Regions from separate parts of the Homo sapiens genome. Here all the other regions are linked to region 1. A link is a contact called in ENCODE Hi-C or POLR2A ChIA-PET data. All regions are on one chromosome and are shown on one strand. Each heading gives the region's core, a stretch centred on a gene start or an enhancer-like site at or near the end of the contact. The rest is flanking DNA. Distances are from core to core; before and after follow the strand shown.

Evidence for each region. A loop is a pair of places that touch in the nucleus more often than their neighbours do. ChIA-PET counts read pairs that join two places held with the same protein, here RNA polymerase II (POLR2A). Pooled maps may share reads with other maps.
Region 2: a loop to region 1 is called in a pooled map, with 8 times the contacts of the local background. The contact joins the promoter of AAAS here to the promoter of NR4A1 in region 1. A Hi-C loop is called at or near these places in 6 of 50 pooled maps. POLR2A ChIA-PET finds 5 or more read pairs at or near these places in 2 of 52 experiments (PC-9 and activated CD4-positive, alpha-beta T cell).
Region 3: a loop to region 1 is called in a map of naive thymus-derived CD4-positive, alpha-beta T cell, with 24 times the contacts of the local background. The contact joins the promoter of SP1 here to the promoter of NR4A1 in region 1. A Hi-C loop is called at or near these places in 1 of 168 maps with a recorded cell type or tissue (naive thymus-derived CD4-positive, alpha-beta T cell) and 7 of 50 pooled maps. POLR2A ChIA-PET finds 5 or more read pairs at or near these places in 1 of 52 experiments (activated B cell).
Region 4: a map of ascending aorta shows a loop between it and region 1 (3-fold over the local background). The contact joins the enhancer-like site here to the promoter of NR4A1 in region 1. A Hi-C loop is called at or near these places in 1 of 168 maps with a recorded cell type or tissue (ascending aorta) and 3 of 50 pooled maps. POLR2A ChIA-PET finds 5 or more read pairs at or near these places in 1 of 52 experiments (HepG2).
Region 5: a loop to region 1 is called in a pooled map, with 5 times the contacts of the local background. The contact joins the promoter of PRR13 here to the promoter of NR4A1 in region 1. A Hi-C loop is called at or near these places in 7 of 50 pooled maps. POLR2A ChIA-PET finds 5 or more read pairs at or near these places in 2 of 52 experiments (H1 and activated B cell).

What each region holds. Positions count from the first base shown.
Region 1 is chr12:52,049,384-52,053,749 of GRCh38, forward strand. It overlaps NR4A1 (nuclear receptor subfamily 4 group A member 1), which reads left to right and starts at 2,059. Exons shown (of 7, transcript NM_173157.3): 1 at 2,059-2,185. LOC107984510 (a long non-coding RNA gene) reads right to left here and starts at 1,771. Exons shown (of 2, transcript XR_001749148.3): 1 at 651-1,771. RefSeq lists a silencer at 1,694-2,103 and enhancers at 2,195-2,752, 3,604-3,723.
Region 2 is chr12:53,318,782-53,323,138 of GRCh38, forward strand. AAAS (aladin WD repeat nucleoporin) reads right to left here and starts at 2,829. Exons shown (of 16, transcript NM_015665.6): 1 at 2,562-2,829; 2 at 1,784-1,911. The coding sequence starts at 2,684. RefSeq lists enhancers at 1,368-1,457, 2,676-2,865, 2,946-2,995.
Region 3 is chr12:53,378,926-53,383,703 of GRCh38, forward strand. It overlaps SP1 (Sp1 transcription factor), which reads left to right and starts at 1,251. Exons shown (of 6, transcript NM_138473.3): 1 at 1,251-1,373; 2 at 2,734-2,888; 3 at 3,185-4,697. The coding sequence starts at 1,367. RefSeq lists enhancers at 344-844, 748-1,047, 880-1,174, 2,025-2,783, 3,196-3,445 and a silencer at 1,288-1,917.
Region 4 is chr12:53,222,140-53,227,077 of GRCh38, forward strand. The region is part of intron 3 of RARG (retinoic acid receptor gamma); the gene reads right to left. Among named protein-coding and RNA genes, the nearest start is that of RARG, 7.6 kb to the right of the region's middle. Within about 2 kb of position 1,417, at least 21 of the 41 ENCODE cell types and tissues checked have a DNase peak (open chromatin) inside an H3K27ac peak, as active enhancers do; they include ascending aorta, where a contact is called at or near this core.
Region 5 is chr12:53,438,391-53,443,365 of GRCh38, forward strand. It overlaps PRR13 (proline rich 13), which reads left to right and starts at 3,344. Exons shown (of 4, transcript NM_018457.4): 1 at 3,344-3,402; 2 at 4,305-4,343. The coding sequence starts at 4,325. RefSeq lists enhancers at 2,316-3,081, 2,812-2,901 and a silencer at 3,192-3,341.

The sequences.
Region 1 (4,366 bases), core at 809-3,308:
GAGGAGACAGGCAGGCTAATGGATGGTCTTCATGGGTGTGGGAAAGGAGGAGTGGTCACTGGGCGCAGGCAGTTGGTCTGTGGGACCAGTGAGGCATGGGCTGTGGCTGGCAGTAGGAAAGCGGGAGAGGCTGAGTGCAGTGGCTCATGCCTATAATCCCAGCACTTTGGGAAGCCAAGGCAAGAGGCTTGAGCCTGGGAGGTCCAGGCTGCAGTAAGCCATAATCATGCCACTGCATTCTAGGCTGGGCAACAGAACAAGACCTTGTCTCAAAGACAACAAAACAAAACAAAAACGGGGAGAGGAAAGGACCCAAGAGATGTTCCAAAAAAGAATTTCAGGAAACAGTGAAAAGTTGCAAATGGGGCATCAGGAGCCAGGAGCAGAGATTAGGTGGCAGGCAGGGGGTGCAGAAATGACAAGTTCTGTCTGGAACAGATGAAATTTGAGGTGCTTGTGGGACCTTTGAGTGGGCAGAAGCGGGGGCTGGAGACAAGGGTGTGGGAAAACTGTGATGGGGGTTGAGGGTGGAAATCGGGCCGGCAGAGCCTCCGGGGCAGAGAAAGTCCTATGGGGTGACCAGATGAGTTGAGAACTGGGTGGGTGGGTGCAGGCTCAATGGAAGCAGAAACTCATGGATATTGACTTACATGGGAGAAGGGGAATGGATGGGGGTCGCAGTGGGGTGGCAGGGCTCTCTTTTCCTTGTTTTTGTTTTTTTGCCCTTCCCTCTTCTCTTACTTTTCCGTGAGGGCTCCCCAGGCTCAGGAGAGATCAGGGTGGAAGGGTGACGGCCAAACCAGGGAAGGCTCCAGGTGGCTGAAGCCTGGTCTGTGCCCAGCAGGGCCCTGGCGGGCTGTTCCTCACTCCACCGGGCAGGTGATAACTGGTCAGAGCTGCCTCCCCACAGGTGCTGGAGGTAGGCTGGGAGGGCCGGTGCTCCCTGATGTGGACAGGGGGAGGGGTATTGATAAGAGGCGTGGAGAGATCCCTAGAGATGCAGTCTGTGGCCCTGGGTTCCAACCCAGTGTGCCACCACCTGGCTGTGTGACCTTCAGCAAGTGCCATTATTTCTCTGAGCCTGTTTGTTTATAAAATGAGGAAGAGTTGGCACAAGTTTGAAAAGATTTCTCAGGCTCCACCCGGTTCTGAAATTCGGTAATTTCCCAACTAGGGTGCACTCCCCCTGTAAGGGGCTGGGGAGGGGACGGTGCGAAACCAAGTTCAGCTTGTGGAGCGGAGCCAGAGCTGTTGGCCGAGCTTGGGCCTGGCCAACGCCTGCCCTCGGGAAGGTCCTGTGTAGGGAGACTGCCTGGAGGGACTAAGCGAGGGCTCTAACTGACGTCTCAGGGGCAGCCTCTCAGCCTGAGACCCTGCTGGGGAAGCCGCGTCCTGTGCACTAGCTGCGCCTAGGGCTGAGGTGAGGGCGCAGGCTCCCCAGGGTGTGTCCGAATTGCCCGCCTCAGCCCGCGGCCTGTCCTGACCGCCCAGCAGCGGCAGCAGCGACACCCTAGGGCTCCAGGAAGGGCTTGGGAAGGTGTAAAGGCGGGGCTAGGCTCGGAGGGAGCCGGAGGGACCGGGCGCGGTTGGCTCCCGGGAGCAACTGGAGAGTGAGGAGATCCTCATCCGGGGAAGCCCCGCGGCCGCGTCTCTACAGCGCCCCTTCTCGGGCTCTGGCCCTCCCGCTGGTTATTCTGGACCTGGGGGCCCCCAGCTGGGACCCGAGTCCGGTGCGGGGAGCCTAGTGGGCCTGGGAGCTGCTATTTTTAGCGGGCGCGGCGGGCGCGAGGAGCCTATTTATAGATCAAACAATCCGCGCTCCCTGCGTCAATGGAACCCCGCGTGCGTCACGCGCGCAGACATTCCAGGCCCCCCCTCCTCGCCCCGCCCCCTCGGGCTCCCCGGGCCGCACCTCCCCCTGGCCGCCTCCCGCCGGAACCGCACCGCCCCCCGCGCCCTTGTATGGCCAAAGCTCGACGGGCGGCCTGCGTCAGTGGCGCCCCCGCCCCTCCCCGTGCGTCACGGAGCGCTTAAGAGGAGGGTCGGGCTCGGCCGGGGAGTCCCAGTGGCGGAGGCTACGAAACTTGGGGGAGTGCACAGAAGAACTTCGGGAGCGCACGCGGGACCAGGGACCAGGCTGAGACTCGGGGCGCCAGTCCGGGCAGGGGCAGCGGGAGCCGGCCGGGTAGGTTCCCTTCGGGGAACGTGCATCTGTTTTTAGGAGCGGTGCATGAAGGAGATGGGTGTACGCGCGGGCAGAGAGGATGTTGTAGGGCCGGCATGCAAGAGGGTAGGTGTAGTGTGCAGCTGTAGCACAACGGGATGAGAACCCAGGTCAGACTGGAAACTACTGGGTGCGGGGTAGGAGGTAGGGGAGGTTGACTACCTGCAAAGTGGAAGCTGTAGGGGGTTGGGGTTGGCGCCGGGAGTAGGGACTTGTCCAGCAGGCGGCTGGCCTTAGTTCAGTCTCCTAGGGTGCCCAACTGGGCGCACGGTGCTCTGAACTTGGGTGGGTGTGGATGGGGGTCACAGCACCGTGGGGGAACAGGTACACAGAGCTTTGGCGCTGCTGGGATCCGTACGATTCTAACTGGGATTGGATTTCCAAAAGGCCCTCCTTCCTCCCAGCCTGTCAGCTCCCTCCCAGTGTCCCGGTTGTTTTCTTAACACTTTAGAGGCTGTGGCTGAGTTGGCAGGGGTTCCCCACCCTGAACTTTCTGTCTGAGGTGCGTTAGGAAGCCTCCGGATCATTGAAGGAAGTGACTGGCTTGGTGGCTGACCTGTGGAGGGCTGCTTGCTGTGTATTGAATAAAGGAGGCTTCTTGGGGTCGGGGCAGGGTCTCTGTAAGCACAGGGAGAATTGATTTCGCTGGGGCTTGGATCACGTGTGTGTGTGTGTGTGTGTGTGTGTGTGTGTGTGTGAGAGAGAGAGAGAGAGAGAGAGAAAGAGAGACAGAGGTGGAAACCCTTGTCCTTGGGGATCCTGGATAGAAGTTGCCAGTGTTGGAGTCTTGGGGCGGTGCTGCCTAGAGGATACCTCCCAACCATTCCAGCTCCAGATGCTGATCATCCCTATGCCCCCTCCCCCAGTAGTCTCTGTTGGATCTTACAGGTAGGGTGCAGCCTGAGGCTTGTTCAGCAGAACAGGTGCAAGCCACATTGTTGCCAAGACCTGCCTGAAGCCGGATTCTCCCCACTGCCTCCTTCAACCCCGCCTCTTCCTCCTCCTGTGGGACTGCTCCCCCCTCCTGTGAGGCTAGATGTAGGTCCATATCTTGTGTTGTTAAGAACCTGCATGAAGGGGGAGGGACTGATGGGGGTTGATCCGGATGTGGGACGTCCAGGTGGAGAAACAGGATTTGAATAAGGCAGGAACAAGCGCCCAGTTCTGCCCAACTGCTGTCTTTCCTCCTTCACCCCCAGCCCATCCCTGGCCAGGCTGTCCTAGTGCAGGCAGATGTGGCCACCCTCACCTCTCGCAGGGTGCTGCATGCCTGTGGACTGGTGCCACTGGGTGTGTGGGGCCTGAGCTACAAGGGTCTCTGTTGTCTTGGTTGTCAGGCTAGGGGTGGAGGTGCCCTGTTCAGGGCCTGTGGAGTTAGAAGGAAGGCTAGGACCAGAGAGGACTTCCTGGGCTCTTGGCCAGGAGGTGGTGACAGCCTTTGCCCCCATCACTGCACCCCTTGATTATGGTACTCTGTTCCTGCTTGATTTCTTCTCCAGCTTCCCTCATTGACTGGTGAGGCCAGAGTTACGCAGACCCCAGGTGTGTAGGTTGGGAGGGAGACTGTCCTGGAGCCTCCTCTGCATTATTTTTTGACCATTCTGTGAATGTAAGGATCTGCCTGAATGATGCTATCTCTGTTCAGGCTCTCTTCAGGCTCCTCGGGACTGGGGCTGTGTAACCCCCTTTGCCTGAGCCTCTGGATTCTTCAGGGCACAGACCCTGCTTTAGTGGAGGGACCCAGGCAGGGGCAGAATGTCTTCCACCCACCCACCAGCAGGCTTCTCCTTAAGTCTTCTGCTGGACTCTCAGAGTTCTCTTATTAAGATAACTGGGGGCAGCAGAACATTCTTTTTAGGTACTGTTGTCCATTCTCCTGAGAGTCCAGGGGGCTGTGGTCTCCTTCCTCCCCCCTTGCCCTGTCCCCAGCAAATGGCCTTTAAAGGTCTGGAGCCAGGTTACCGATGAGGAGGCCTAGGTTCCCTTCCTCTTTGCTTCTGGGAGCATCTCGAGCAGTGCAGAGTGGCTTCCCAGCCCCAGATGGCAGGATTGGGGTGGGTTTGGGATCTGCTGCCTTTGCTCAGTGTGCAGGGTTGGGGTGGAAATGGGGGACAGGCTAGGGCCTCTGCATTAGGCTGCCTT
Region 2 (4,357 bases), core at 1,579-4,078, 1.3 Mb after region 1:
AACACGTGAACACCAGGTCTGATGCATCAACTGGAAATCTAGCCCCAAGAACACCAACATTTAAGGGACATCAGGAAGAGGAGCCACCAAAAACCCTGAGAAGCAGCAGCCACAGAAGTAGGAGACAAGGAGCCTGGGAATGAATGGCTTTTCAACAAACTGATATTCAACTTCACACACACAGGCATGCCCATTAAACTGTACTGAAGTACCAAAGATCAAAGCTTGACAGCACATGTGTTGGAAAACAGGCACTCCCATACACTGCTGGTGGGACCATATACATGTACCATTTTGACAGAGGGCTATTTGGAACAGCTCACAAAATTACAGATGAACATACCCTCTGAGCCAGCAACTTAATTTCTAGGAATTTATCCTACAAATGGTAATGGTATTAATAAAAATATTAAGTAACCCTTTTTTTTTTTTTGAGACAAGGTCTCACTCAGTGCCACTGCACTGGCACAATCTTGGCTCACTACAACCTCCACCTCCCAGGCTCAAGTGATCCTCCTATACATAAGCCTCCCAAGTAGCTGGGAATAAAGGTGCATGCCACCATACCCAGCTAATTTTTGTACTTTTCTTGTAGAGAAAAGAACATGGTTTCGCCATGTTCCCCAGGCTAGTCTCAAACTACTAAGCTCAAGCAATCTGCTGGCCTCAGCCTACCAAAGCGCTGGGATTATAGGCGTGAGTCACTGTGCCTGGCATAAATAACCCTTAAAGGAATTAATATGTGCCATTAATAGGTCCAGGTGCAGTAGCTGTAATCTCAGCACTTTGGGAGGCCAAGGCAGGCCTGAGGTCAGGAGGCCAGACCACCCTGGCCAACATGGTGAAATCTCATCTCTACTAAAATACAAAAAGTTAGCTGGGCGTGGTGGCACATGCCTATAGTACCAGCTACTCGGGAGGCTGAGGCAGGGGAACTGCTTGAACCAGAGAGGCGGAGGCTGCAGTGAGCCGAGATCGCACCTCTGCACTCCAGCCTGGCAACACAGCAAGACTCCGTCTCAAAAAAAAAAAAAAAAAAAAAAAGAAAAAGAAAATGAGCCGGGCGCGGTGGCTCACGCCTGTAATCCCAGCACTTTGGGAGGCCAAGGCGGGCACATCATCTGAGGTCGGAAGTTCAAGACCAGCCTGACCAACATGGAGAAACCCTGTCTCTACTAAAAATACAAAATTAGCTGGGCGTGGTGGCACATGCCTGTAATCCTAGCTACTCGGGAGACTGAGGCAGAAGAATCGCTTGAACCTGGGAGGTGGAAGTTGCAGTGAGCTGAGCACGCCACTGCACTCCAGCCTGGGCAACAAGAGTGAAACTCCATCTCAAAAAAAAAAAAGAAAATGAAACCAGGTAGTGTAGCTCCACTCCTACAAGTGCAAAGTGGATGACCTATGTAGGAGATTATTCAGTGCAACCTTATATCTGATCTTGCTGAGCTTCAGGTAAAAGCTCAGAAGTGGTAATGCCATGAGGTGGGGGCAGGGAGCAGGTTCACCTAATCAAGCCAGAAAGCAAGGCAAGTTACTAGAGATGAAATGGAAGTACTTTTTCCATAGTGTTCCTGGGAAGGGCAAGGAAGGGAACCTGACATTTATTGAGCATTTGAGTTCTATAATAAGGACTAAAAATTTCATATGATTTAGGATATACAGCTCTCGTGGAGACAGCCTGAATAAAAGTCTTTTGAAGAACACCCCAAGGTAAAGGGGTGTTGACTCATTTTCCAGGATCTGCAGACTGTGACCCAGGAAACCCTTTGCCATGCCTCACCAAATGTTGATGCATCTCTTCCACACTTGCTCCCGGTGATGGATGAAGGCAGTTCTTGTGCCATGGTCCAGCCTTCCAGGGGTCTTTAGGGGATCCTTTGTCAGTTGTAGGACAGGAAGATTGATCCACTATAGCACAAAAGTGAGGAGTGTGACGGTGATTCAGTCTCTTCCCAAATCTTTAATTCCGTGCCATCTCCAACCCACCGCTGGGCTAAGTATAAGAGATTCCAGAGGTCTGTTTCCCATTTCCACAAAGCTAACACTTGTGAGAATGGGAAACAAGTCTTAGCTCCCGTATCTGTGCAACTAGAATAATATTTCATAGGGTTGCTGTGATTATGAAACCATATGACATTTTTAGAAAACACCTGACTCAGCCTCTTTCTTACATAGCAAACGCTCAATAAATGTCAGTTTCCCTTCCTTGTCCTTCCCAGGAACACCATGGAAAAAAGTTCCATGTTGTATCCTTCTGATCCTCCCCAGATACTGTCCCCAACTTTTAGATAGTTCTCCCGCATCCTCACACTCCCTAGATTCTCCCTCATTCTCTCCATTCCCTCTAGGCCTCCTCCACAGCTCCTTAACCGTTCCCCCGTTATACTCCAATCCCAGTCCTAAAACAGATTCCAGCCCTTCTAGCCTCCTGCCGGGGCCAAGCTGTTTCCACTCCGCCAGACTCTGTGACCCTGCCCCTGTCACACTGCCTCCTTTCCCCAGTAGTCCCCGACTCCGCCCCCATGCCTGTAGGTCCCCTCCCTCCTCGCCCTGGCCACCTGGCCCCGGAAGTCGGGGGGCGGGCTCTCATAGCTACTGCCCGTCACCAGCTCGTTATTGTGCTCATATAGGGTGACTTGACCCCGAGGCGGTGGAGGAGGGAACAACCCCAGAGAGCACATCTTGCCGGTTCGCAGGACGTCTGCAGTCGGCAAACTCCTGGCCGGAACGGCACAGACCGCACTCCCGCAACTCGGTTCCCGGGCTAGATTCGTATGCGGACGGGTACCGCAAGGGACAAACGGCGAGGCGGAACTCAACGGAAGTGAAGAAAAGACTAACGGGAAAGAAGGACGAGTACGCGGTCCCGGGACAGACCTCCAAAGCTTCTTCCTGCGCCCCCTGGCGGCCGGAGGGGGAGCAGCGCGGACACGTCCCCCGGCCAACCGTTGGTTACCAGGCTGGAGTGGGGTTTTTTTCTGTTGTTTTCCATGAGACTACTGTTTTTCCCAGCTCCGAATTCCCGAACACCTTCTCCCACTCACTATCTTAGCGCTTAGAAAGCCCGAAATAAGCCACATTCAGGGAAGTACCAAATTAATCCTCCCAGGCCTGTGGATCACCCAGAGGAAAATACAGGCTATGTCACAGGCAGCTGGCTGGAAAGCTGAGGGAAAAGCCTCAGAGAGGAGGAACAGTGCTGCACCCACACGGTTAGGCGTCCTGGAAAGGGAGGTGGGGACGGTTGGAAAACTAACATTTCCTGCCAGGCGCGGTGGCTCACGCCTGTAATCCCAGCACTTTGGGAGGTCGAGGTGGGTGGATCATCTGAAAGGAGTTCGCAGACTAGCCTGGCCAACATGCTGAAAACCCCATCTATACTAAAAATACAAAAATTAGTCGGGCGTGGTGGCGGGCACCTGTAATCCCAGCTAATCGGGAGGCTGAGGCAGGAGAATCTCTTGAACTCCGGAGGGGGAGGTTGCAGTGAGCCAAGATCGCACCATTGCACTCCAGCCTGGGTAACAAGAGGGAAACTTCGTCTCAAAAAGGAAAACTTTATTTTATTTTATTTTTTTGAGAGACAGGGTCTCGCTCTATTGCCCAGGATGAAGGCAGTGGTGCTATCTCAGCTCACTGCAACCTCTGCCTCCCCGGTTCAAGCGATTATCCTGCCTCAACCTCTGGAGTAGCTGGGATTACAGGCATGCTTCACCACGCCCAGCTAAGTTTGTATTTTTAGTAGAGACGAGGTTTTACCATGTTGGCCAGGCTGGTCTCAAACTCCTGACCTCAAGTGATCTGCCTGCTTTGGCCTCCCAAATTGCTGGGATTACAGGCCTGAGCCACCTTGCCGGGCTGCAAAACTATTTCCTGAGCACTTGTTACGATAAGTGCTTTTATAATCTTTACAACCCCATAAGGTGGGTGCTGTTCTGTCACCATGAGGAAAGTGAGTCACAGAGAGATTGGACCTAGATACACCCAAACCAGTTATTCTCACTTAAGAATAAAAGTAAGGCTGGGTGTGGTAGCTCACACCTGTAATCCCAGCACTTTGGGAGGCCGAGGCTGATCTCTTGAGCCCAGGAGTTCAAGACCAGCTTGGGCAAAATAGCAAGACCCTGTATCTACAAAAAATTCAAAAGTTAGCCAGCGTGGTGGTGGCAAGCGTCTTTAGTCCAGCTACTCAGAAGGCTGAGATAGGAGAATCCAGACTACAATGATCCAAGATAGCACCACTGCACTCCAGCCTGGGTCAAAGAGCGAGACCCTGTCAAGCAAGCCAGAGAGAAAGAGCCGGGCGCGGTGGCTCACGCCTGTAATCCCAGCACTTTGGGAAGCTGAGGTGGGC
Region 3 (4,778 bases), core at 1-2,500, 1.3 Mb after region 1:
CCAGGTGCCTGCAGTAAAGTTTCTTAACCTTCGTGATTGCAAAAAGCTGGAGCTCAGCTATCTTGCTTTATGCATAGGCGGTATTTACTATTAAGGGGGAAAAAATGGAAGTGACTTATCCGCACTTTAGCCTCAAGGCTTGAAAAGTTAACCAGTCGTTTAAGTGGTTAGCGCCTTTGTCTGGGGGAACTTAATAAAATCGCGTTTTCTGGAGTCTCACGGAGACTCTGCATATTGGTCAGCTCAGTATTAACTTATTCGGTGAGTGCTGTCACCAGATCTCGTCCCGCCTGCATTCCCAGGGCTTGCAGCGACATTGAGGCATCTGCCCGCCTGTCCGACCACCCGGGAGGGGGGTAAGATTTGAGAGGTACTTTATAGGGGCAGTTAAATGAAGACGCAAACAAGTCCTAGTGTTGATGCGGAACTGCGCGCCGAATGCCTTGGCTCTGACACCTGTTGAGCTGCAGGACTCCGCTAAAGCGTCCCACCTAATGACTGTAACAACGTCCCCTGAGGAGGGCCAATATGGCGACGGTCTCCTCTTGGCATAGCCCTCTTCCCTCCCTCATGATGGGCAGCTCCAGTAACGCCCATTGGCTAACTAGGAGGCGGTGCCAGGCCTACTTCGTCCCCTCATTGGATTGAATAACTGAGGGAGCCGCCAATTCTCCTCTGCCACTCCAAGTTTCCGCCCTCAGTTAATTCGGCGTTTAATTGGCTTTTAGTTCACGTCAATATGCGTCCTTTCCTGTCTCTTTTCAGTCTAACTCCAATCATAACGTTCCTGGCTGCCCGCCTGATTTCTGATTGGTTTTAATCAGCTTCATCCTCTCCTATTCCTGCCTACTTCTTACCTCTCCGCCCACTAGGATTTTGCCCAAGCATATCCCGGATTCTGGTTGGCCGTTGTTCTGTCATTCCTATCAAAGCTTTGCCTATCCCTACGTCTCAGGGAGCCCGCCTGCCGGTTGACTGGTTTCCTTCCAAGCCAATCATCTCCAGCTCCCGCCCATCTTCACTTCCTGCATCCTTCATTGGCTTTTAACACTGAGAGGGCGGTCTTTTTAGGCGGACACCAGGCACGCAACTTAGTCTCACACGCCTTGGAGAGCAAGCGAGTCTTGCCATTGGATAATTCCACCGTCTTTCTTCTGCAAGTCCCTCCTTTCCCCCTCCCTCATTGGGCGGGGCAGCAGAGAAGGGGCGGGGCCTAGGTTGGGCTTGTGGCGCGCTGCTCCCTCCTCCTTACCCCCCCCTCCCTGTCCGGTCCGGGTTCGCTTGCCTCGTCAGCGTCCGCGTTTTTCCCGGCCCCCCCCAACCCCCCCGGACAGGACCCCCTTGAGCTTGTCCCTCAGCTGCCACCATGAGCGGTAAGGATGAGTCCACTCCAAGCTTAGGGGTGGGAGGCGAGTGAGGGGGCGCGCGCGAGGGCCGACCGGGCGATCCCCGCCGTGAAGCGGGGGCGGGCGGGAGGCGGCGGCGGCGGCGGCCTAGGTCCCGCCCGGGGCGGAGGGAAGGGAGGGAGACGGGGCAGTGGCGGGGCCTCCGAGGAGGAGGGGGATGGGCCGCCCGCCCCGGGGGAGGGGGCAGCGTGGCCTCGCCCGCCCCCTGCCCGCCCCGGCCACGGGGGACGGGCCTTACCCCCCACTACTCGGCCGCCCGCCTGAGGCTCCTCCCGCCGGGGGCTGGAGCCGCGGGGGCGGCCCGAGCAGCGAAGGCCCCGCCCGGGCCAACCGCCTGCCTGGTCCGCCCTCTGGTCGCCGCCTGCTCCAAGGCCCTCCTCCCCCCACTTTCCGTAGATTTCCCTTCCCCCCCGCCCCCCACCGTCCCGCCCTTTCCACGCCCCTCACCCCGAAACCGCCCTTTCCCTCAGGGCCCGCCCTCCGCCCCGAAACCTTCTGACTACTAACCTGTAGATCCCTTTAGTTCCTTAGCAGTATTCACAAATGTTTTTCTACTCACACTTTTTACTTCTTTTTCCCCTCTCGTTACTTTTCACACTTGGATTTTTGTTTGTCTTTTTTTTTTTTTTTTTTTTTGAGACGGAGTTTTCGCTCTTGTTACCCAGACTGGAATGCAATGGTGCGATCTCGGCTCACTGCAACCTCTGCCTCCCGGATTCAGGCGATTCTCCTGCCTCAGCCTCCGGGAGTAGCTGGAATTACAGGCATGCGCCACCACACCCGGCTAATTTTGTATTTTTAGTAGAGACAGGGTTTCTCCATGTTGGTCAGGCTGGTCTCAAAACTCCCGACCCCAGGTGATCTGCCTGCCTCCGCCTCCCAAAGTAATGGGATTACAGGCGTGACCACCGCGCCTGGCCTCTCCATCTCTTTTAAACTTAATTTTAGCAAGCTTTCCATGCACCCACATGTTGTTTTATGCCTTACCTGTCCTTTTCCTTTTTTTCCCTTAGGATACTTTTTCTTATTTAGAAACTCTCACCATGCCTACCGTCCTTCACATTTCCTATCCCCAAAGCACTTTTTGAATGTTTTCTTAGTTTAATTTTGTACAAGGGAGAATTAAGGCCCACTTTTGGCACATTGAACCTAGTTCATGTCCTGCATGCCCTGCAGCTCCCCTCTGCCCTCCAATCCATTTTCTTTATACTGGTGGCTTTCGCCTTCCTGTTAGTCATTGCTATTTCATCATAGCCTCCTTTTATCCTTCCTACTTCATTTCTTTTCTTCCCTCAAGTTTACGTTGTTTGTTTTTTAATTATTTTAGACCAAGATCACTCCATGGATGAAATGACAGCTGTGGTGAAAATTGAAAAAGGAGTTGGTGGCAATAATGGGGGCAATGGTAATGGTGGTGGTGCCTTTTCACAGGCTCGAAGTAGCAGCACAGGCAGTAGCAGCAGCACTGGAGGAGGAGGGCAGGTAAGTGATAATCATAGAGTGGGGAAGGTGTTGAGAAGATGTAAATATTCTTAGATAATTGCCTTACTCTTCACAGAAAGCGTTTTAGGGAGAGACTAAACCATTTTATAGATAAGGAAGTAAGAGAATGGAGATCCCCAAAGACAAAGGAGTTTCAGCAATACAGATAGGTCAGCTTTTTGTTTCTGTTTTTTGCTCCTTGTCTGCACTACGTTGCTGTTTATTTGTTGTATACTGCCCCCTAGGCTGGCAGCTGGGTGTCACTAACTCCTTTCCTCTCCCTTATTTTCGGCCAGGAGTCCCAGCCATCCCCTTTGGCTCTGCTGGCAGCAACTTGCAGCAGAATTGAGTCACCCAATGAGAACAGCAACAACTCCCAGGGCCCGAGTCAGTCAGGGGGAACAGGTGAGCTTGACCTCACAGCCACACAACTTTCACAGGGTGCCAATGGCTGGCAGATCATCTCTTCCTCCTCTGGGGCTACCCCTACCTCAAAGGAACAGAGTGGCAGCAGTACCAATGGCAGCAATGGCAGTGAGTCTTCCAAGAATCGCACAGTCTCTGGTGGGCAGTATGTTGTGGCTGCCGCTCCCAACTTACAGAACCAGCAAGTTCTGACAGGACTACCTGGAGTGATGCCTAATATTCAGTATCAAGTAATCCCACAGTTCCAGACCGTTGATGGGCAACAGCTGCAGTTTGCTGCCACTGGGGCCCAAGTGCAGCAGGATGGTTCTGGTCAAATACAGATCATACCAGGTGCAAACCAACAGATTATCACAAATCGAGGAAGTGGAGGCAACATCATTGCTGCTATGCCAAACCTACTCCAGCAGGCTGTCCCCCTCCAAGGCCTGGCTAATAATGTACTCTCAGGACAGACTCAGTATGTGACCAATGTACCAGTGGCCCTGAATGGGAACATCACCTTGCTACCTGTCAACAGCGTTTCTGCAGCTACCTTGACTCCCAGCTCTCAGGCAGTCACGATCAGCAGCTCTGGGTCCCAGGAGAGTGGCTCACAGCCTGTCACCTCAGGGACTACCATCAGTTCTGCCAGCTTGGTATCATCACAAGCCAGTTCCAGCTCCTTTTTCACCAATGCCAATAGCTACTCAACTACTACTACCACCAGCAACATGGGAATTATGAACTTTACTACCAGTGGATCATCAGGGACCAACTCTCAAGGCCAGACACCCCAGAGGGTCAGTGGGCTACAGGGGTCTGATGCTCTGAACATCCAGCAAAACCAGACATCTGGAGGCTCATTGCAAGCAGGCCAGCAAAAAGAAGGAGAGCAAAACCAGCAGACACAGCAGCAACAAATTCTTATCCAGCCTCAGCTAGTTCAAGGGGGACAGGCCCTCCAGGCCCTCCAAGCAGCACCATTGTCAGGGCAGACCTTTACAACTCAAGCCATCTCCCAGGAAACCCTCCAGAACCTCCAGCTTCAGGCTGTTCCAAACTCTGGTCCCATCATCATCCGGACACCAACAGTGGGGCCCAATGGACAGGTCAGTTGGCAGACTCTACAGCTGCAGAACCTCCAAGTTCAGAACCCACAAGCCCAAACAATCACCTTAGCCCCAATGCAGGGTGTTTCCTTGGGGCAGACCAGCAGCAGCAACACCACTCTCACACCCATTGCCTCAGCTGCTTCCATTCCTGCTGGCACAGTCACTGTGAATGCTGCTCAACTCTCCTCCATGCCAGGCCTCCAGACCATTAACCTCAGTGCATTGGGTACTTCAGGAATCCAGGTGCACCCAATTCAAGGCCTGCCGTTGGCTATAGCAAATGCCCCAGGTAAGATTTCCAATCTTGTGCATTTATTGGGAACCAACTCTAGCATCGTAGCTGAAACTTGAGTCTAAAGAAAGGAATAGA
Region 4 (4,938 bases), core at 167-2,666, 1.2 Mb after region 1:
AACCCAGTGTAAACTCCCTTCTCCTCCCCCAACCCCAAATACCCATTTCTGAATCCAGTCACCCGAACCCCACAAAAAAAAGAAAGAAAGAGAGAGAAAGAAAAGAAAGAGAAAGAAAGAAGAAAGAAAAAGGAAGAAAGAGAAAGGAGGAGAAAGAAAGAGAGAGAGAGAGAGAGAAAGAAAGAACTTTCTGAATCAGAATCTGACCAGCAGCAAACAACAACAAAAACAGTTAAGTGCAAAATAGGGAGTACCCCGAAAACAAGAGGGAAAGAGCCTTGATTAGTCAACTTCAAGCTGTCAGTACCCCCCTTCCCCCTCAGAAATCTGAAAGGTCCCAATTAAGTCAGGCCTGCCTGGTTGGTAATTAGAACCAGAAGTGGCCAGGCCACAGGGAGGGGGGTTGGGAGGAGGGCACAGGAGGAGTTGGGGGAGGGCTCCAGGAAGCCATGAGTCCTCAATAGCCCCCGTTTCTCTTCACCAGATGCACCCCACTCATCACCCCATCTGTGTGTGCATCCCAGGCATTGCATGGAGGGGGTCCTTAGGACCAGGCATTACGGTGTCAGGCCCGCCCTCCCCATCAACCCTGACCCCCCCATTCTAGACAGACTTAGTACAGCCTTGGGGAGAAGGTAAGAGGGTGGGGGATCTAGTGCCCCCTCTTTTCCCCAAAGTTTCCCCAGCCCTTATTGCAGCAATTAGACCCATTAGCCTTCTAGCATTTCATGGGAACCAGATGTTCTCCACCATCCTGGTGGGAGTATGAAGGGGGGCTGCTGCCTGACTCACCCCCTTCCCTATGATCCCCACCACCAGGGCATACCCCCCTCCCAGCTAGAGCCCCACAAAGGCATAGCCCTAGAGGCAAAGAGGAGAGTACCCCTTCCCAACTAACAAAGCCATTAGCACTCAGATTCTTTCGGGGTCACCCCTTAGAGTCCCTGCCACCCTGGCAAGGATGAGTTTGGCCAGGACGAGGCAGGGCAGGGACAGCTAACTCCTCATGCACCCTGCCTTTCCCTCCTTGCCACCTTCTGGATGGGGCTTGAGGATAACTGGCTCTGAATTCCTCACGCTAAATTCTCCCTTTTTTCTAAAACCTTCCCTCGAAAAGCTGAAAAGGGGGCATTTCAAAGTAAAGCAGGCCCTGCCAGAAGGGTAAGTCCTGAGGTAGGAGTCCCACCTGAAGGGCAATGGGAGGGGGGTCTCTGGAGGAGGGGGCAGCAGAAGAGCAGAAGAATAGCGAGGTGTGAATGAGAGTGGGGCCCAAAGCAGGGATGTGAGGCGCGTTGGGCAGGATGGGGGCTGGGACCGGGTAGGGGGCCAGGAGAGGGGGGTGCAGCCTGGGCCCTGGCGGCGGCGGCTTGCCCGGCTCCCCCCGCCCCCCCCCCGCCCAAGAGGTTTCCTGTTGCAATCAAAGCCCCGTTTGTGTCGGCCTGGAGCTGGAGCCTGTGCCGGAGGAGGAGAGACCGGGGAGGGGAGGGGAAAAGAGGCAGTCGACTGGGGTTTTTTCCTGGAGGAGGCCTCACTGCCCTTACCCGCCTGCTTGTTCTCCTTGCTTCTCCCAGTGCCTGGCTTCTCTGTGTCTGCACCTTTGGGCCTGGGTAGCTGTCCCTTGTCTTGTCTGTGAGTCTCTCTTTTTCAGTTTCTTTTAAGCAAGACTTTCTCTGTGCCAACCTGTCCTCAGTTTCTCCATGTGTGGTGACTTAGTGTGGTGAAATCTGGGCTCCTTGCCCCAGGGACAGTGGCCCCATGGCCAGGGCAGCATCACCAGGTTCAGAGGACAAATTGGGCTAGGTCATCAGGACCACAGCTATCTGCTCAGGGGTGGGAGGACGGCAAGGCTTCCCTTCTCTTTCATCACACTCTGTTCCCTATAGAAAGCAAATCTAGAACACACTAAGATTCACAAACATAGAGATACATAGGGACACAGACACCTGAGGTTTCATGCACATGCATGAACACACACGCACGCACACACACGTACACACACCCCTCTGCTTTCCATGAGCACAGGCCTGTGCTTGCCTCAGCAGCACGTGCTCCCTGAGCCTCCCCTCCACCACCAGACAGTTCTGAGATGCCTGTCTCACCCCCCTTCAGACCCCGAGACAGCCCCAGGAAGTAGAGCAAGACTTCACTTCTCAACAAGGATGTCCCCAAGGTGCCAGGGACCCAGCAATAAGATCCAAGAGCCAGCCCCAGGGAGAAGTGCCAGACCTCTTCAAGGGCCACCTCTCTTAGTCTATGTGTGAGAGAGAATGTGTGTGTGTCATCCATAGAATAAGGGAGAGGGTGATGAGATGCACAAACTCAATGTGAGTATGCCTTTGGCATCAGATTTAAGCCTCTAAACCCTCTCCACTAGATGCTCCCAGCCAAAAAGGGACAGCAGGTCGGAGAAATGAGAGAGGACACTCTCTCATCCTTCTGCTACTCTCCCACTCTGGAAGGTTTCCCAGACTCCTGGATCTCTTCGTCTCCCCTATGTCTTCCTCTCTGCTACCACTAGGTGCTGCATGCCCCACCCCCATTAAAGCCGCATAGCAACCCACCCCCAAGCCTTCCCCTCCTCCCTCCTCCTGCCACTTCCCTGCCCAGGCCTGTCCTTCCAGGCTAGCCGCACCCTCCCCAGCTACCTGCCCTGGCTCTGGCTCCTCCCTTGGATTTCTCCTTTCAGCCCCCTCCTTCAGCATGGCCTTCGAAGATGGAGCCCGGCCTGACCACTTCCCTACCTTAATCTCACTTTGAACCCTGACCTTGATCTCAGTGTGTCCATGGCACAGGGGCGCAAGGGGGACGTCACTGGGGACTGGGTACTAGCTCTAGCATTATCCCCACTACCATTCTCTCTCCTCTCCCTCTCCACTCCATCTCCTTTACTTGCCTCTCCCAGAACCTGAGAAAATCAAGTCCCAAGAGGCTGAGTTGTAGGGTTCTCTGCCAGAAGTACATTCATGTGGGGAGGGTGGTTCCTTCCCACTTCCCCAGGTCCCTAGGACAGATTCATGGGGTGAAAATGAAGTCTGGGGAAGCCCAGCTGTAGTTTCCAAAAAGGGTACTTTGTGCTGTCTTGTTCACCTACATGCCACTCAAATAACCCCTGTTGGACTACAGACATGCCACCAGCAGGCTTCACCAAACGCCAGCCACAGCGTCAGCAGCACTACAAAATCCCTCCTCACTCCTCACACTGACTCTTTGTTGCACACACTGGAATTCTGTACATGAGCAGAGGCCCAGGGAGATGCTGGGCACACACAACTGCATCAAGTCTGGAGGCACCACACACTCACCCCTTCTCCGATGAACACACTCTTTCCAGTGGAGCTGCCAGCCCAGCCTAGTCACCCCTTTCACATACAGACACACAACCCTCTGCGTGCCCCCTCCTGGAAGCAGGGCGCCTTCTCTTCTACCTCTGTCTCTGCGCTCGTGGAGCCATGAAGGATGTGCGTTTATCTTTTTGTCTTTTTCTCTCCAACTCTGTCTCTGAAATTGCTCTTTCCCCCGCCCTTCAATCACCTTCTCTTGGCCCCAGTTGAAGCCTTCTCTTAACCAGCTTGGAACCCCCACCTGTAATGGCCTGGCCAGGAGGAATGACTACCAACTGGGAGGAGAGGGGTCCCAGAGGGAGGAGGAGAGGAGAGGCCCAAGCCTTGGCTGCTGTCAGCACTCAAAGGCTTAACCCAAAGAGGGCAGGCCTGGGGAACAAGTAGGGATCTGCACAGCATGCAGGCTCTATGCCAGACCTGCAGGGAGAGGAGGAGCCCAGATCCACATCGCTGGAGGAGAGGATGCTTCTGGAACACCCCCTCTGCCTCTCTGGATTACTTATGGTACAAAAGCTACCTCCTTTGCAGTCATTTCCATCCTCCCCAGAACCAAGAAGCACAGTCTCCTGACCCCACACATCTTTGGGGACCTGGCACAGGATTTCTTTCCCCTTTTTGCAGCCTCCATGTAATTCAAAGCAATTTCACCTTTTTTTCTCTCTCTCTCAGACAGAATCTTGCTCTGTCGCCCAGGCTAGAGTGCAGTGGCGCGATCTTGGCTCACTGCAACCTTCGCTTCTGGGTTCAAGTGCTTCTCCTCCCTCAGCCTCCTGAGTAGCTGGGATTACATGCATGCGCCACCACGCCCACTAATTTTTGTATTTTTAGTAATGATGGGGTTTCTTTTTTTATTTTTTATCTTTTTGAGATGGAGTCTTGCTCTGTCACCCAGGCTGGAGTGCAGTGGCACGATCTCAGCTCACCGCAACCTCTGCCTCCCAGGTTCAAGCGATTCTCCTGCCTCAGCCTCCCAAGTAGCTGGGATTACAGGCACACGCCACCATACCCGGCTAATTTTTGTAATTTTAAAGACGGGGTTTCACTATGTTGGTCAGGCTGGTCTCGAACTCCTGACCTCAGGTGATCTGCCCTCCTTGGCCTCCCAAAGTGCTGGGATTACAGGCGTGAGCCTTTTTCTTTTTTTTTTTTTAGACAGATTCTCACTCTATCGCCCAGACTGGGGTGCAGTGGCAAGATCTTGGCTCACTGCAACCTCTGCTTCCTGTGTTCAAGCAATTCTCGTGCCTCAGCCTCCCAAGTAGCTGGGACTACAAGTGTGCGCCACTACGCCCAGCTAATTTTTGCATTTTTAACAGAGGGGGAGTTTCACCATGTTGGCCAGGCTGGTCTCGAACTCCTGGCCTCAAGTGACCCACCCACCTCGGCCTCCCAAAGTGCTGGGATTACAGGCGTTAGCCACTGCACCCAACCCAATTTCACCTCTTGATCACAGAGCCAGGTGACTGGCCTCCCAGACTCCTCTGCTTCCCAGTTTGGCTCCCTCCAACTCCCCACTGCAAGCAAGCAGCAGATTCACGCTGCACCAGACCCACCCCCAGCTGCCCACACAAAGGTATTCCCCTCTACTAGTTGACTG
Region 5 (4,975 bases), core at 2,094-4,593, 1.4 Mb after region 1:
GGGCGGATCACGAGGTCAGGAGATCAAGATCATCCTGGCTAAGAGGGTGAAACCCCGTCTCTACTAAAAATATAAAAAATTAGCCAGGCACGGTGGCGGGTGCCTGTAGTCCCAGCTACTCGGGAGGCTGAGGCAGGAGAATGGTGCGAACCTGGGAGGCGGAGCTTGCAGTGAGCCAAGATCGTGCCACTGCACTCCAGCCTGGACAACGGGGCCAGGGCGAGACTCCGTCTCAAAAAAAAAAGGGGGGGGCAAAGGACATTAACAGACATTTCTCAAAAGAAGATATGCAGCCGGCCGGGCGCGGTGGCTCACGCCTGTAATCCCAGCACTTTGGGAGGCCGAGGCGGGCGGATCACGAGGTCAGGAGATCGAGACCATCCCGGCTAAAACGGTGAAACCCCGTCTCTACTAAAAAATACAAAAAATTAGCCGGGCGTAGTGGCGGGCGCCTGTAGTCCCAGCTACTTGGGAGGCTGAGGCAGGAGAATGGCGTGAACCCGGGAGGCGGAGCTTGCAGTGAGCCGAGATCCCGCCACTGCACTCCAGCCCGGGCGACAGAGAGAGACTCCGTCTCAAAAAAAAAAAAAAAAAAAAAAAAAAAGAAGATATGCAGCCAACAAACATGAAAAAAAGCTCAACATCACTGAACATTAGAGAAATGTAAATCAAAACCATAATGAGATACTATCTCATGCCAGTCAGAATGGTGATTATTAAAAAGTCAAGAAATAACAGGCCAGGCCTGGTGGCTCATGCCTGTAACCCTAGCACTTTGGGAGGCCAAGGGTGAGTGAATCACTTGAGGTCAGGAGTTTGAAACCACCCTGGCCAGCATGGTGAAACCCTGTTTCTACTAAAAATACAAATATATATATGTATATATATATGGCAGGTGTGGCGGCAGGCACCTGTAATTCTAGCTACTCGGGAGGCTGAGGCAGGAGAATCGCTTGAACCCGGGAGGCAGAGGTTGCAGTGAGCTGAGATCCTGCCACTGCACTTCAGCCTGGGCGACAGAGCAAGACTCAGTCTCAAAAAAAAAAAAAAACCCAAAACCAAAATCCAGATGCTGGCAAGGTTGTGGAGAAATAGGAACATTTTTACACTGTTGGTGGGAGTGTAAATTAGTTCAACCATTGTGGAAGACGATGTGGCGATTCCTCAAAGATCTAGAACCAGAAATACCATTTGACCCAGCAATCTCATTACTGGGTGTATACCCAAAGGAATATAAATCATTCTATTACAAACATACATGCATGTGTATGTTCACTGTAGCACTATTCACAATAGCAAAGACATGGAATTAATCCAAATGCCCATCAACAATAGACTGAAAAACTGTGGTACATATATACCATGGAATACTATGTAGCCATAAAAAGGAATGAGATCATGTCCTTTATAGGGACATGGATGAAGCTGGAAGCCATTAACCTCAGCAAACTCATGCAGGAACATGTTCTCACTCAAGTGGGAGCTACACAGTAAGAACACATGGACACAAGGAGGGGAACAACACACACTGGGGCCTGTTGGGGGGTAGGGTCAGGGGAGTGAGAATATTAGGAAAAATAGCTAATGCATGCTGGGCTTAATACCTAGCTGATGGGTTTATTGGTGCAGCAAAATTTGTGCAGCAAACCAGCATGGCACACATTTAACTATGTAACAAACCTGCACATCATGCACATGTACCCCAGCACTAAAAATAAAAATTAAAAGAAAAAAAGTTTAAAATATTTCAAATGCTTTAGTTTAATATGACATATTTGGCATAAAATTTATTGTCTTAAATTTTTTTGTATCCCACTTTTTTTTTTTTTTTTTTTTGAAACAGAGTCCTGCTCTGTTGCTTAGTCTGGAGTGCAGTGGCATGATCTTGGCTCACTGCACCCTCTCCCTCCCAGGTTCAAGCGATTCTCATGCCTCAGCCTTCCCACTAGCTGGGATTACAGGTATGTGCCACCATGCCTAGCTCACTTTCTTTCTTTCTTTCTTTCTTTTTTTTTTTGAGATGGAGTCTCGCTCTGTTGCCCAGGCTGGAGTGCTATGGCGTGATCTCGGTTCACTGCAACCTCCCGGGTTCAAGCGATTCTCCTGCCTCAGCCTCTCAAGTGGCTGGGATTACAGGCACATGTCACCACGCCCGGCTAATTTTTGTATTTTTAGTAGAAACGGGGTTTTACCATATTGGCCAGGCTGGTCTCGAACTCCTGACCTTGTGATCCGCCTGCCTCGGCCTCCCAAAGTGCTGGGATTACAGGCGTGAGCCACTGCGCCCGGCCACTTGTATTTTTTTTTTTTTTTTAAAGGCTGGGTACGGTGGCTCACGCCTATAATCCCAGCACTTTGGGAGGCCGAGGCGGGCAGATCACGAAGTCAAGAGAGCGAGACCATCCTGGCCAACATGGTGAAATCCCATCTCTACTAAAAAATAGAAAAATTAGCCGCGTCTGTAGTCCCAGCTACTTCGGAGGCTGAGGCAGGATTATCGCTTGAACCCGGGAAGCGGAGGTTGCAGTGAGCCGAGGTCGCACCACTGCACTCCAGCCTCGTGACAGAGCGAGACTCCGTCTCAAAAAAAAAAAAAAAAAAAAAAAGGGAGGCCATTGTAGGGAGGCCATTGTAGCAATTCAGGGGAGAGATGAATCCAGGCGACAGATGATGGGAGGTTTGGAGCAGGGAAGACAGAGAGAAGTGGAGAGATTCCAGATATATTTGAGAGACAAAACTGATAATTTGGGGTAAGGGAGGTGAAGGAGGCAGAGGGATCACGGACGCCCTCCTTGGTTTCTGGTTTAGGCTACTTGACAGATGGCGGAGCTATGCAATTGAGAGAGGGAATCCTGGGAGAGATTATGAAATCTCTGTATCTTCCGCAAGAATGTTTGTTTGCTTCCCTTGCGAGTGTAAGACGGAGCCGGGAACATTGAGGCTTGGGGCTGGGACTCAGCAGCTCTTCTGCCCTTGCCGAGAACTCTGTCTATATCTGTATTACAACACTTACCATAGTGTATTCATTTTACAAGGTATTGCACCCAGTGAACCATGAGGTAAGAGAGCAAGGGAAGAGTTTCTTCTCGGTGTCTCTAGGACTTTGCCCAGCAGCTGGCCCCGCCCCCTCCAGCGCTCTCCGCCTAGCCCCGCCCCCAGGAGATTTCCGGCTTCTCGGTACTGGCCTAGCCGTAAAGGGCTCCGCTCCGCCCCTAGAGCAACCGTTTCCTCCTCAGTCGGACCAGAGTGATTGATTAGTTTGTTGTCTAATCATCAGTCGAGCGGCCACATAATTACCAATTAGGCAGTAGCAGAGGCGGGTGCCGAAGCACGGGGTCTGGGTGACTAGGAAGAGCCGAGACTGCGAAGGAGAACGCAGCAAGCCCAGGCGGCGGTGGAAAGGTGATGGGGTATCTGGATTCCATAGGTTTTTCCTTTTCCCCTTGCTAGGTCAAGAGTCTCTTCGCAGCTTGGGGCTAGGATCTTCATTTGCCTTTTTTCTTTTTTGGAGGAAGGGGGCTGTGTCCACATATTTAAGTATTTGAGGTTCTTGGGCAACTTCCTTCTTACTTCGCCTCGAGGCGTATCCTTTTTTTAGCCTGAGGTGGGGTCCTCCCCAGGGAGAGAGAAAGTTGTTTGAGATCCTTTCTTACTCTGTGCGTGGTTAAAGGCCTCCGTACTCAGTTCCAGGGAAAGGGAGATGAGTGATGGTGGGGCCGAGACTCGCGGGTACTGCCTACTTCCGAAGAGTTAGACGCTTCCACCTGGGTGGAGGGGCCCTGGGAACTAGATTCCTGTGTTAGGAACCAAGTAGGTATTGAGGGCGAAGAAACAAGTGGAAAGAGACATTTCTTTTCTTTTCTTTTCTTTTTGAGACGGTGTCTTGCTCCGTCGCCCAGGCTAGAGTGCAGTGGCGCGGTCTCGGCTCACTGCAACCTCTGCCTCCCGGGTTCAAGCAATTTTCCTGACTCAGCCTCCCGAATAACTGGGATTACAGGTGCCCGCCACCGCGCCCGGCTAATTTTTAGATTTTTAGTAGAGACGGGGTTTCACGATGTTGGCCAGGCTGGTCTCGAACTCTTGACCTCGTGATCCACCCGCCTCGGCCTCCCAAAGTGCTGGGATTACAGGCGTGAGCCACCGCGCCCAGCCAGAAAAGAGACATTTCTTATGTGGAAGTTGTGGTAGTTCTCCAGGTAGGAGAGCCTACTGTGGGGTGGAAGACGTTAGGGCTGGGCTCCGGTGCTAAGTCCACTTCCTACCTCTAGACCGTCATCTTTTTTGCCTCATTTCTTTCTCCTCAGGCTGGAGGACACACCTAAACATGTGGAATCCCAATGCCGGTAGGTGTTTGGGGGTTCTGTTCCACCCCTAACCCTTTTTCTGATGGGCTCTATAACAGGAAGTTTCTGTATCAGCTCCCCTACCCCCGACCTGCTGTACCCGCAAAAGCAAAGTCCTTAGTCTAGAGCTGACCAGTGCTTTTTAATTTAATTTAATTTATTTATTTTTTGAGATGGAGTCTCTGTTGCCCAGGCTCACTGCAACCTCCGCCTCCTGGGTTCAAGCGATTCTCCTGTTTCAGCCTCTGGAGTAGCTGAGATTACAGACGCATGCTATCACGCCCGGCTACTTTTTGTATTTTTAGTAGAGATGGGGGTTTCACAATTTGGCCAGGCTGGTCTCAAACTCATGGCCTCATGAGATCTGTCCACCTCGGCCTCCCAAAGTGCTGGGATTACAGGCGTGAGCCACCGCGCCTGGACTGACCAGTGCTTTTGTCTTCCTCAGAGTTCACTGTCTCCCTCCTCTCCCTAGCCCTTCCAGGGACATTCCCCCTTTTCTCCCCAACTCAAGTTTGTCTCCCCTACCCTCCATTCTTCTTTGTCATCTTTCCGTTTCCCTTTAAGTATTGAGTGAGAAAGAATCTCTTTCTTTTTGTTGTTTGTTGTTGGAGACTCTGGGGAATTCTAAT